Linked DNA regions of Homo sapiens: region 2 is linked to region 1. A link is an interaction called in ENCODE POLR2A ChIA-PET data of the cell type or tissue named here. Cell type or tissue: B cell. All regions are shown on one strand. Region 1 overlaps UNC5B (unc-5 netrin receptor B). Region 2 overlaps CDH23 (cadherin related 23).

What was found. ChIA-PET counts read pairs that join two places held together with the same protein. Peaks named below come from ENCODE experiments on the same cell type or tissue, not always from the same donor. Only the 100,000 strongest peaks of a DNase experiment are listed, where the experiment ranks them.
Region 2: POLR2A ChIA-PET joins it to region 1 with 8 read pairs; 2 of 35 experiments call an interaction of 5 or more read pairs at or near these places.

What each region holds. Positions count from the first base shown.
Region 1 is chr10:71,297,389-71,301,388 of GRCh38, forward strand. UNC5B (unc-5 netrin receptor B) reads left to right here. Exons shown (of 17, transcript NM_170744.5): 16 at 521-702; 17 at 1,724-4,000. The coding sequence ends at 1,889. Among named protein-coding and RNA genes, the nearest start is that of SLC29A3, 20 kb to the right of the region's middle. In B cell, no CTCF peak of the experiment used is centred here; a DNase peak (open chromatin) is centred at 2,211; H3K27me3 peaks cover 839 bases.
Region 2 is chr10:71,687,033-71,691,032 of GRCh38, forward strand. It overlaps CDH23 (cadherin related 23), which reads left to right. Exons shown (of 70, transcript NM_022124.6): 19 at 615-687; 20 at 3,436-3,552. Among named protein-coding and RNA genes, the nearest start is that of C10orf105, 31 kb to the right of the region's middle. RefSeq lists an enhancer at 299-813. In B cell, no CTCF peak of the experiment used is centred here; no DNase peak of the experiment used is centred here; H3K27ac peaks cover 1,575 bases.

The DNA.
Region 1 (4,000 bases):
TGATGCAAGGACCAGGCCTGTGGTTCTCAACCGTTAAAAATCCGGATTGAGATTTAAAAACCCAGGCCACCCAGGGTGACAACACTAGATCCTCCTCTTGGGGCATTGTAAAGAGCACTGGATACAGGTCTGGACCCAGGTCTGCCACTAACTTGGCATGTGGCCATGAGCAAGCCACTCCCCTTTTCTAGACTTCACTTTCCACCTGTACAAGAGGGTGCATGTGGATTAGACTGTGGCTGGGCCTCCTTGGGGCTTCCTAACCATGAGGCTGCATCTGCATTTGCCTGGGGCCTTAGGTAAGCATGGTGCACCCCCTGAGGCCTGAAGGGTGGCCATGCAGGCCTTGCCCTTGGGAACCGACCCTTCAAGGGAGAAGCCCCTGCCTGAACAGTGGGAGTCTGTCCAGAGGAGGTGGGAGTGACTCAAGGCTCAATGAGCTCACAGTCCAAGGGGAGGGAGGCTGGAGGGCAGATGCCCAGCACTGTGCCCCTCTCACTCTTGGCCCCCACCCTTGCAGACACCTGCTGGCTCCCTGGACACTCTCTGCTCTGCCCCTGGCAGCACTGTCACCACCCAGCTGGGACCTTATGCCTTCAAGATCCCACTGTCCATCCGCCAGAAGATATGCAACAGCCTAGATGCCCCCAACTCACGGGGCAATGACTGGCGGATGTTAGCACAGAAGCTCTCTATGGACCGGTGAGTATCCCAAACCACAGCCCATCCCCATCTGCCTTCGTCCTCAAGGTCTCACAGGGGCAGGCAGGGCAGGCAGCCTGACAGCCACGACCATCTCCCAGACCAGCTGCCCTTTTGCCACCATTTGTGGCAAATCAGCAACTCAGGATTGGATATGCAAAGTTCAAGAATACTGCTCCCTTGAGGAGCATCATGCTCAGAGCACTGGTCCTTGAGCCAGGCAGACTCTCAGACCCTGCTCTTTTCCCATTGTGTGGGGATAATGCTCCACCTGCCCATCTCACCGAACAGCAGGAGACTCAAAGCCAGGGCATCAGCTTGGTGCCATCATTGTCAGCACCTGGTATCTAGGACAGAGAATGTGCTGCGAGATGCTTGCTGACTGACCAAGATACACTTTGGTGTCAAAACTCCTTTGGAGAACCTCAAATGCTGGATAAGTGCTGGATAAATATAAGGCCAATGATAATAAATATTATACTTATTGAAAGATGTGTAATAAACCTGCATTGAGTCTCAAAAAATAAATAAATAAAATATGCTTTAGATAAGACATTTTACTAGAAATGAATAGGACTTACAAAGATGGCTAAGGCTTTATTCCTCCTATCAGGGGAGTTCATGGGAGCAGGAGGGAACACGGGTGGGAGGAATGACCACATGCTAGACGTGGTCATTCTCTCTTGGGGCCAGTGTCTTTCAATGATAATAATGATGATGATGAACAAGATGGTTACATGCTAGAGACAACGCTAGACCCTTACTTTATATGATCTTGGATCTTGCTGAGCGGTAACTGGCATTGTTCCCATTTTAGAGACAAGGAGACTGAGATTCTGAGCCATAGGTTCTGAATTGCCGAGAGCCACACAGACTGCAGCACAGTAGCTGCAATTCAGACCCAGGACAGTGGGACACCAAAGCTCACAGCCTTCCCACTTCCCCTTGTGCCCCTTCACCTCCAGGCTCCGGGGAGGGGCTAAGTGCTTGGGAACCTCAGTGCCCTCCTTCCCTCTGCCAGGTACCTGAATTACTTTGCCACCAAAGCGAGCCCCACGGGTGTGATCCTGGACCTCTGGGAAGCTCTGCAGCAGGACGATGGGGACCTCAACAGCCTGGCGAGTGCCTTGGAGGAGATGGGCAAGAGTGAGATGCTGGTGGCTGTGGCCACCGACGGGGACTGCTGAGCCTCCTGGGACAGCGGGCTGGCAGGGACTGGCAGGAGGCAGGTGCAGGGAGGCCTGGGGCAGCCTCCTGATGGGGATGTTTGGCCTCTGCTTCCTCCCAGTTCACAGCCAGAGTTGCCTCTCCTCCTCCTCTTCCCCAACCCCCAGACCATGACCAGCCTTAGAAAATCCATGTACTCTGTTGTTAGAGGGCCCAGAGTTCCTTCTCCACCCCCGCTCTCTCTCTCTTGGCCTGAGATCTCTGTGCAGGAACCAAGATGGGGCTGAAGCCTCTGGAGGCAGTTGGTTGGGGGCGGGCAGGCAGGAGGCCCTCCCTCCACCCCCCCACCCTCAGCCCGGCAACTTCTGGGTTCCATGGGTTTTAGTTCCGTTCTCGTTTTCTTCCTCCGTTATTGATTTCTCCTTTCTCCCTAAGCCCCCTTCTGCTTCCACGCCCTTTTCCTCTTTGAAGAGTCAAGTACAATTCAGACAAACTGCTTTCTCCTGTCCAAAAGCAAAAAGGCAAAGGAAAGAAAGAAAGCTTCAGACCGCTAGTAAGGCTCAAAGAAGAAGAAAAACACCAAAACCACAAGGGAAAAGAAAAACCCAGTTTCTTAGGAAACGCAAACGATTTATTATCCAGATTATTTGGATAAGTCCTTTTTAAGAAAAAAAAAGAAAATGAAAAACAACACAAAAAAAATAGAAAACTCTTTTCTTGAGTGTGGATGAGAATGGGCACGCTCACACTTCTGGCCAGGAGTGAATGTGCCTGTGTGTGTGTGTGTGTGTGTGTGTGTGTGTGTACATGTACGCGTGTGCATTGAGGAGAGAGAGACTGAACAGAGAGTACTTTGCTGCTAACGAATCCATCTTGGACTAAATTCTGACAAGGCCTCAGTTTCCCCAGTTGTGCAGGGAGTAGGTCAGACAGGGTTTTCACTGTCTAGATTTAGCTGGTTAGATTTTCCTCTAAAATCTTAAGCAGATGCTGAATCCATAAAGCCAAGGAGTGCTGAGGGCTGGAGTGGGTGGGCCCTCCCTCCCACAGCCCCAGGGAGATACATCTGGACTCCTGGGAATCTGGATTAAGAAAGTTGGGATGAAAGAGGAGGACTGCTCAGGCCAGTTGTGAGCCAGGGAGAATGTTCCAGTCTGGTTTTGGTCTGGTGGCTCCTAGAAAGGGATGTGGCCCAGAAGTGGGACTCAAACAGAGAGATGAAGTAGGGGAGGGGAGTCCTCCACGGGCATCTCTCTCCTGGCGGCTGGATAGCTTTACCCTAGGGTGGGGCCAGCCCTGACACCCTCATCCCCTCCTCAGCCCAGCAGCCTCTAGAGCAGCGTGGTGCTCTCTTGATGGCCAGGAATCCAGAATCTGCCCTTCCCCAACCTTGGTTTCTCCTTCTGTAAAGCAGAGTGATGGCTGAGAAGTCCTCTCTAGCTGCAGAAGCCTGAGCTTCCCGGTGTCAGTCAGCTCTGCAACGTGGGAGCCTTGGAGGCGGGTGGCCTGGCTGTGCTTCATATGCCCAGGAGTGGAGAAGGAGGCTGAGAAGCTGGTTTCCCAGCTCTGATCTCCACAGGCACCTCCTATAACCCTCCTCTCACCCACCCCGCTACGGTCTGAGAGATCTGAAATAACCTTTCCCAGTGGGCAGGGTTGCCAGGGTTGAGGGGACAGCACATACCACCCCCACCCAACCTGTTCGAGGGGCCCTGCATGGCACGGGATGAGTCCCTGCCCTGTGCAGCTGCCTGGCAGTGGCTGGGACAAGGATCTTGCAGCCAGCACAGAGGCCTCTTCAAAGGCCTCTCCCTCTTGGCACTCCAGGCAAGGCAGGTGCCCGCTTCCCCAACACCTCCAGGCAGTGACCCTAGGGCATGCCCCAGCAGGTCTCCGAGCAGCCACTGGGACCCGTCTCAGCACATCCTGGCCTTTGAAAGTCTGATATCCTGAGAGGAGGGCAGGTTTTAGGGCCGCAGTTCCAGCCAGCGTCCCCAGCCTGGCTTCCCTGCCATGGACTCAGTAGCTCGTGGGGCTTCTTACCACCCACCAGCCCCGCTGGGGTGCGGCCTGGCTGTGGGCAAAGGAGGACTTGCCTGGAGATTTGAGAGAAGATTCCTTCTACCAGGGC
Region 2 (4,000 bases), 390 kb after region 1:
TTTAGAACTGACAGGGGTGGGGCTCTAGGCCAGGGGTGGCCCAGGGGCTGGAAGAGCCGTTGTTCTCATGTGCAAGGAGGAATCTAGCTGTACCTGCCAGCAGCCAGCCCAGGGCCAGAGTTTGGGCTCTGGGAACCACCTGACCCTGAGCTGCCATAGCATACTTCAGTATCTTTGAGGAGAGTCCTAGAAGCTTTTGTCATCATCCTGGTGGACCTACGCAGGGGTCCAAGTGGGCATCCCCAGCATGGGAGCTGGGGGTGTGAGTGCTGGAGTGAGCCTGGGGCTCAGCTGGAGGACCAGCGGGGAGCCTGGGGAGCTGGCAGCTGTCGGCAGTCCCAGCTGCTGCCGGCACACTCCCTCTTCCTGGGCCTCCCCATCCCTTCCTGAGGCCTGCATGTTTCCCCAAGGCTGGTCCTACCTCCTAGAGCTGTAGCCTGCCAGAGGGTTACCTGACTCCCTGCTGACACCTCACCTGGCTCTGGTTATACGGAGAGGCCAAAGCTCTTTAGGGCCAGCCAGACCTAGCCTGACTCCTTGGTGCCCACCTTAGACATCTGGCCAGCCCACCTGCCTCCCTGCAGCCTCCTGCAACCTGTCTGTGTTCCTTCCAGGATGAGAATGACAACCCTCCCACCTTCAGCAAGCCCGCCTACTTCGTCTCCGTGGTGGAGAACATCATGGCAGGTACAGGCTCAGGTCGGGGGGTGGGGGGCACATGGAGGTAGGCAGCCAGCAGTCACGGCACCCAGGATGTGCAGACCCCGGCTCTGCACACAAATTGTGGGAGGTCCATGGCCTTCTCTTTCCCCGGCCAAGCTCCTTGACAAATCGGGGAGCCTTTGGAAACATCTAGTTACCTGCCAGCTAACAGCTAGTTCCAGAGCACCTGCTATGTGCAGGTGCTGTGCTGGGCACTTGGTTCCTGCTCTCCTCTAACTATAGTCTAGTGGGGAAAGAATAATGATCCATGATTAATTAAGCAATCTTGATTAAACAGTCTCAAGTATACAGAGGGCTCTGAGACTATAGCACTGTGAGGCAGGTCCCAGGGGCCATGATTTCAGAGGGGTGGCCTTACAGCGGGGCATGTGTTCCTATGTGAGGATGCGATTGAGAGGCTAATCTCTGGGCCAGGCTCAGGTTGCAGGGCTCAGTTTGCAGACCCAGCACCACCAGCTCCACACTCAGGTTCCAGGGGATCTGTTCTGCCCTTGAGGCAGGCTGGCAGCTTCGCCCTTACCCTCAGAGCAAATGATCCTAGCAAAGAAAACGCCCATATCAGGAACTGCTGCAGTGGCTGAAGGAGACAGGAAGGCTGGAATCAGGGACAGTAGAGTCATGGATGGTGGAGTCATGGATAGTGGAGTCAGGGACATTGGAGTTAGAGATGCTGGAGCCAGGGATGGTAGAGCCAGGGATGGTGGAATAAGGATGGTGGAGCCAGGGGTCGTGGAGCCAGGGATGGTGGAGCCAGGGGTGGTGGAGTCAGGGGTGGTGGAACCAGGGATGGTGGAGTCAGGGATGGTGGAGCCAGGGGTTGTGGAGTCAGGGGTGGTGGAGTCAGGGGTGGTGGAGCCAGGGGTGGTGGAGCCAGGGGTGGTGGAGTCAGGGATGATGGAGCCAGGGGTGGTGGAGTCAGGGGTGGTGGAGCCAACGGTGGTGGAGCCAGGGGTGGTGGAGTCAGGGGTGGTGGAGTCAAGGGTGGTGGAGCCAGGGGTGGTGGAGCCAGGGATGGTGGAGCCAGGGGTGGTGGAGTCAGGGGTGGTGGAGCCAACGGTGGTGGAGCCAGGGGTGGTGGAGTCAGGGGTGGTGGAGTCAGGGGTGGTGGAGTCAGGGATGATGGAGCCAGGGGTGGTGGAGCCAGGGATGGTGGAGCCAGGGGTGGTGGAGCCAGGGGTGGTGGAGCCAACGGTGGTGGAGTCAGGGGTGGTGGAGTCCAGGGGTGGTGGAGTCAGGGATGGTGGAGCCAGGGGTGGTGGAGTCAGGGGTGGTGGAGTCAGGGGTGGTGGAGCCAGGGATGGTGGAGCCAGGGGTGGTGGAGCCAGGGGTGGTGGAGCCAGGGGTGGTGGAGTCAGGGGTGGTGGAGCCAGGGGTGGTGGAGCCAGGGGTGGTGGAGTCAGGGATGGTGGAGTCAGGGGTGGTAGAGTCAGGGGTGGTGGAGCCAGGGTTGGTGGAGTCAGGGATGGTGGAGTCAGTATGGTGGAGTCAGAACTGGTCTTTCCTGGCACCACGAGGCCTTCTAAAGAGAACCTCTGGGTACCACTCTGGCACCTGACAATGAGCTGGGTGGGTGCTGGGCTGCACCCAGCCTACCCTGCCTGTCCTAGTCAGGCATCCCCTGGAGAATGTCACTGCTAAAGAGCTGCCTCCAGCACTACACCCCCATCCCTGGGGACTGTGTCAAGGAGAAGCCTTCACTATGGCACTTAATTCTCTTCAGGGGTATGTTATGGCTCATGTGCCTGTCCTCCTGCTCAAGGCAGGCCTGAGGGTCATATTTGAGGCCCCAGGGCCACAGGGCCACTATGGCCTGCCTGGCCCCTTGCCCCTCGGGACTGCTGATTCATCCGCTGGATGGTCACCACCAGCCCTGCAGCCCAGTGGAGCTCCCTGTGGGGCTCAGCCTGTGGCCTCAATGCTTTATCCCTCAGGATCCCAGCAGCAAACTCACAAGTTAGAGGGTATCTTTAGACCCGGTCCCAGGGGAAGAAGTGATGCTCAGGCAGGTGAAGGCGCCTGCCGAGGCCCTGAGGGGTCCAGTCTGGGTGTGAAGATTCCAGGAACCTGTGCACCGGACCTCCTCACCACTGGGCCAGAGCTGGCAGTTGGGTGGCAGGAGGGGCTGGAGCCAGAAGCCTTGGTGGGCACAGCTTCAGGACAAGCTGTTCTCAGGGTCTGGACAGGGTGGCTGGAAAAGCTGATACCTTGAGTCAGGATTTCACGGAACTGGAAATAAAAGTGAAGGCCTTAACTGAACATTAAAGAGAAAATAAAAACCCTTATAAATTCCCCTGAACGAGATAAAACTAGACTGAAATTGAATACAGTAAATGTAGAATAATTTAATATGGAATTTCATGTCTTTTGACTCCAAGTGACAGTTGGCCAATCTGAGTGTATTTAATATAGTGGCCAGCCAAGCAGGGGCCAGGGAGACAGGAAGACATCAGAGGGCCCAGTCCATCCCTAAGCCTCTCATGAGCCTTGTCCCCACCCAGCCCAGCGATCTCAGCTCCAAGAGCAACGATTGAGCCGCCCTTGTCCCAGGGATGTCGCAACAGGCAGGCCTCCCACCTCCCTGAGAGCTGGTCACTGGGAGGGTCCCACGTCCTCCTCTTGGGCCAGCGCAAATGCTGCTCCCAGGGCTGGGGCCTTGAAGCCAGGGGCCCAGGGTGAGCAGCACCCCCTGCCCCCACCTTTTTCCCCCTGAAGGAGCCACGGTGCTGTTCCTGAATGCCACAGACCTGGACCGCTCCCGGGAGTACGGCCAGGAGTCCATCATCTACTCCTTGGAAGGCTCCACCCAGTTTCGGATCAATGCCCGCTCAGGTGAGCCCCCCCACCCCAAGTACCCTGGTCCTCCACACCCTGAGGCTGACTGTCCATACCCGGCCCCAGGACCAGCCTCTGGGCCCAGGTCCCCTTCCTTTCAGTTTTGAGCAGACCAGCTTTGAGCACCAGTGTAATCCATGAAATATTAATTTGAGTGTGATTACTGATCTTACCCAAAAAATCACAACGTGAATTGACCCAGTGAAGGACGTCTTTCAAGGGTGAAGAGTTGTATTATGTTTTAAATGTGCTCCATCTTACAAAGAGCTGGTTAACACACCCCTCTTCAGGAACACCTTTATTAAAGCCTCAGGGTCCCCCTCCCTCAGCTGCTGACCTCATTCTTAAAGCCTGGCTCCTCTTCTTACACGGATGTGTGCCTCAGTTTCCCCACCTGTAAAATGAGGAAGATCATATTAGGGCTGTTGTGTGGATTAAATGATAC